Regions from separate parts of the Homo sapiens genome. Here region 2 is linked to region 1. A link is a loop called in an ENCODE intact Hi-C map of the cell type or tissue named here. Cell type or tissue: PC-9. All regions are shown on one strand.

What was found. A loop is a pair of places that touch in the nucleus more often than their neighbours do. Peaks named below come from ENCODE experiments on the same cell type or tissue, not always from the same donor. Only the 100,000 strongest peaks of a DNase experiment are listed, where the experiment ranks them.
Region 2: a loop joins it to region 1, with 21 times the contacts of the local background. A loop is called at or near these places in 2 of 110 quality-filtered maps.

Annotation. Positions count from the first base shown.
Region 1 is chr13:100,556,011-100,558,510 of GRCh38, reverse strand. All of the region lies in intron 2 of GGACT (gamma-glutamylamine cyclotransferase), which reads left to right. Among named protein-coding and RNA genes, the nearest start is that of GGACT, 32 kb to the left of the region's middle. In PC-9, no CTCF peak of the experiment used is centred here; no DNase peak of the experiment used is centred here.
Region 2 is chr13:100,482,030-100,484,529 of GRCh38, reverse strand. All of the region lies in intron 21 of PCCA (propionyl-CoA carboxylase subunit alpha), which reads right to left. Among named protein-coding and RNA genes, the nearest start is that of PCCA-AS1, 2.3 kb to the right of the region's middle. In PC-9, no CTCF peak of the experiment used is centred here; no DNase peak of the experiment used is centred here.

The DNA of each region.
Region 1 (2,500 bases):
TTGCCAACACTTGGTATTAATAGTCTTCAATGTTAGCCACTCTAATGGTATCTCTTTGTGGTTTTTATTTGCATTTCCCTAATAACTAATGATAGTGAGCATCCATCTGTTCATGTGCTTACATGAGATTCATAGGTCTTTGGTAAAGTGTCAGTTTAAATCTTTTGCACATTTTGTTTGTTTGGTTTTGGTTTTTTTGGAGAGGTAGTCTTGCTGTGTTTCCCAGGCTGGTCTCTAACTCCTGGGCTCAAGCAGTCCTCCTGCCTCAGCCTCCCAAAGAGGACTGCAGCACCTGGCTGTTTTGCCCACTTTTTTTTTTTTTTTTTTTGAGATGGAGTTTTTCGTTCCTCTTGCCCAGGCTGGAGCGCAGTGGCACAATCTCAGCTCACTGCAACCTCCGCCTCCTGGGTTCAAGTGATTCTCCTGCCTCAGCCTCGAGAGTAGCTGGGATTACAGGCATGTGCCACCATATCCGGCTAATTTTGTATTTCTAGTAGAGACTGGGTTTCTCCATGTTGGTCAGGCTGGTCTCAAACTCCCGACAGGTGATCCGCCCGCCTCGGCCTCCCAAAGTGCTGGGATTACAGGTATGAGCCACCGTGCCCAGCCTTTGTTTTGCCTACTTTTAATTGGATTGTTTTTCTTCTTCTTGAGGTGTGAGAGTTCTTTGTATATTCTGGATAACAGTCCTTTATCAGATAGCTATTTTGTAGATATTTTCTCTGTCTACATTTGCCTTTTCATTTACTCACCCGAGTCTTTTGAGAGTAGGTGTTTTAAATTCTGAAGTCAAAACTTATTCATGTTTTCTTTTATTATTTGTGCTTTTTGTGTCCTATCAAAAGATTTCTAGAAAGTTTAACTCTTATATTTGGATACATTTTGAGTTAATTAGTGTATAGGGAGTGAGATAAGAGGTTTTTAAAAATCTATTTTTTTTGCATATGGATATGCAGTTGTTCCAGCACCATTGTTTAAAAGTCTATAGATTCCCCATTGAATTACTTTGGCATCTTTATTGAAAACAGTTGACCCTACAAGTAGGGGTCTACTTCTGGACTCTGTTCTGTACCATTGATTTTTTTAACTAGTTTTTGTTTTTTAATTGAAGTAATTCACACAACATAAAAGTCACCACTTTAAAGTATACAAGTAAGTGGGTCTTAGTATATTCACAAAGTTGTGCAGCCCGCACCACTAATTCCATATCACGTTATCTCAAAAAGAATGTTCCATCAACCTTAATGCATATCTTTTCTCTAATTCCACACTGTCTTGTTTATTGTAACTTTGTAGTTAAGTATTGAAATAGAAACTTCGGGCTGGGCATGGTGGCTAAAGCCTGTAATCCCAGCACTTTAGGAGGCCAAGTCTGGCAGATCACTTAAGGCTAGGAGTTTGAGACCAGTCTGGCCAACATGGCAAAACCCCATCTCTACTAAAAATAGAAAAACATTACCAGGCGTGGTGGTGTATGCTTGTAGTCCCAGCTGCTTGGGAGGCTGAGGCATGAGAATCGCTTGAACCTGGGAGGTGGAGGTTGCAGTGAGCCAAGATTGCAGTGAGCCAAGATTGCATCACTGCACTCCAGCCTGGGCAACAGAGCAAGACTCCACCTCAAAAAAAAGAGAAACTTTGTTCAGCTTTTTCAGTGTTGTTTTGGCTATTCTAGATCCTTCAAATGTTTATATAAGTTTTATTTTTTAATTTTTGTGGGTACATATTAGATGTGTATATTTATGGGTTACATGAGATGCTTTGATACAAGCATGCAATATGAAATACGCACATCATGGAGAATGGGTTATCCATGCCCTCAAGCATTTATCCTTTGAGTTATAAACAATCCAGTTACACTCTTTAAGTTACCTTTTATATAAATTTTAGAATTAGCTCATCAATTTCTACAAAAAAAAAACCCCTGGGATTTTCATTAAGATTGTGTTGAATGTCTACCTCAATTTGGGGAGAATTAACATTTTTACTGTGAAAATTATCCATCAAAACATGGTATATCTCTCCATTTATTTAGATACTAAAATTCTCTCATCAGTGTTTGGAATTTTCAGTGCACAGGTCTTGCACATATTTTGTTCAAACAATTGGACCCTAAGTATTTCAGATTTTTTGGTGATACTATAAATGATAATGGATTTTTAAATTTCAAGTTCCAGTTTTCCCCTGTTAGAATATACAAATACAATTGATTTTTGTATATTGGCCTTATATCCTAAAACCTTGCTAACCTCATTAGTTCTAGTAACCTTTTGGTAGATTTTCTTAGGATTTTCTGTACTGACAGTTATGTTAACTGCAAAAAAGATAGTTTTCTTTCTTTCTGAAGTGTATGCCTTTTATTTCTTTTTCTTCCTTTATTAGCCTGGCTAGAACCTCGAGGATTTAGAAGTAGGAAGAGTGGACGTCCTTGCCTTGCATCCAGTCTCAAGGGAAAGTACTTGATTATTCACTACAAAGAGAAGGATGTTAGCCATAGGTTTTT
Region 2 (2,500 bases), 74 kb after region 1:
ATCCTGAACGTGTTGTTTAGAAGTCTAGAATGGGAGTGCAGAGGCGACCAGAACACATCAAAAACTTGAGGTGCAGTCTGATGAGTTTCTCTACTCCCTGCTTAGTAAATTTAGAGTTTTCTATTTTTGGAGGACGTAATCCCTATGCACACTGCTTTTAGCATCTAAGCATTTTCCTCAAGATGGGTCAAAGTGTCAAGGGTTTCACGAGAGCCTCTGTCAATTCCTGCAGAACACGGTGGATCTGCTAAAGACTTAAAATAGGGACACAGTCCTTACAGTTTCAGCTTAAGGATCATAAACACAAACGACCACCTGAGACCACAGAGGACCGGATATGAGCTACTTATAGTCATACTGAGCCGGAGAACAAGAATAGCAGGAAAGCGGCCAGTTTTCTTGTAGTGAGGTTCTTTGAAGTAAAGTATTTATTAAACATTATATTATAGTGCATGAAACAAAAATCTTTGAAGGCAGGTTATCCTACTCTGCACAGTGGCCACTGCTAACGAATTACTTCCTTTTCCTCTCAGGTTTTGTTTTTCTATTTGTGAAACTGAAACCCAGATTGTTTTCCTCCATCCATGAAACCAGCTGGCACAAAGCACTCCTTCTGGTAATAATGTCCCATCAATGGAAACAGCATTAAAAACGATTCCAACCCATCACTTCACCATCACACACAAGAGGATGTGCAGATTAGGGAGGTGCTCTCTAAATATTGGTCAGCAACTTCTCTAAAATAGAAAACCAGGCTGTTAAAAATGATAAAATGACTAGAAATGGCAACAATTAAAATGGGGCTTCCATTTTTATTTAAAAGCAAAATTTACCGATTGCATTTCTCACTTCCTAACTCTAGACTGATACGCCTTATTTCAGCTAGCACTTTCTATTTCTCAATAAAGTACCCCAGATATACCAGTAAGAGCCTCATCTTAAAGAAATGTCCAAAAGAAGACCAAGAGGGCGGTATAGTTTATTCTTCTGAACCAATTATTAACTTAAGAGTCTTTGCCTGGGGAAGGAGTACTGAGCAGCAGAACTCCCAATGAGCCAGCACAAACGGTCACATGCTGAAGATGCAATGGAAGAATCCTGGCCCATTGGCCAAAAGGTGTCTCCGGCTAAGTGTGTGCTGAGAGGAGAAAAGGACAGCGCCGGACACATGGCTGGGTCTGTTTCAACGTGGCTGAGAACAGTGGGAAGCTTTTTAAAATCTGGGAATACATCAAAGGGCTAATGCAGATTAAGCCCAGCTCCTTTTTTTTTTTTCCCTGAAAGGCTCACTTTTGTTCCTAATAGAAAGACTTAGATGGTATTTCTTCAGATCATAAAGCAAGTTGTACTTTTAATGATGGAATAAAAATTATAAAAGTAAAACGTGGCTTTTCCTCCCCATTCTTTTTTTCCTTTTTTAAGTGATGAATTCAGGAAAAGACCAGTCTAGGCCAAATTTATCTCTTGTTAACCTTCAGGGATATGGAGTACGCCAAGTATGTTAGTACAAAGTCAAATTTGGATGATGTAGTCATTTTTTGCTAATTCCATTATTAGAAACATTAGATAATATGGTAGTATCTAAGGAATACAGCTTTAAAAATAGTATGCACCTTCACTATCAAGACTGTAAGGCAAAATCAACTTGTGCCCACGACTGAACTTTTGAAATAGAAAATTTTGTTATATCCATGTTAGCCAGGCTGGTCTTGAACTCCTGACCTCAAATGATCCGCCCGCCCCGACCTCCCAAAGTGCTGGGATTACAGGCGTGAGCCACTGCACCCGTGGCATGCACCTGTAATCCCAGCAACTCGGGAGGCTGAGGCAGGAGAATCGCTTGAACCCAGGAGGTGGAGGTTTCAGTGAGCTGAGACTGCACCATTGCATTTCAGCTTGGGGAACGAGCGAACGCTCTCTCAAAACAAACAAACAAAAAACCAAAACAAAAAACCTTGTTATGTCAATAAGAGTATTTCTAAGTGGGTTAGCAGCTCCCTGACAGGCTACCTCTCCAGCCTTCCCAGGCCCACCCATCCTTGGTTCCCTCTCTAGCCTCACAAGACAGCGCTCTTCTCATCACACTCAGGCATTTCACTGGAGCCCCTGATCTCGCTTTGCCCTCCTCTCTTGGAGCCTGCCTCATCAACTGTCCTCTCTTCCCTCTCTATTGGCCCCTTCTCTTCATCCTGAAAGTCAACCTGAGTCATTCCAATCAACAAATTCTCTCTCGACTCTGCATCCCTCCTGGCTACTGCCTTCTGACCTGACCCATGTTCTCCACACAGTCCTCTGCTCTAGCTGCTGCAACCACACTTGCACTCACGACCAAACCAGCCCTACGTGGCTATCGCCACCACTGTTCTTCCTAACTGACAAGCTGTCTCAGGTACCCACAGGTTAGATATTTCAGGGGAAATGACTGTTACAGAAATGTTCATGTTAGAATGAAGAAACAGATCAATACACATCAATCATATTAAAAAGGTGCTTCTAAGAC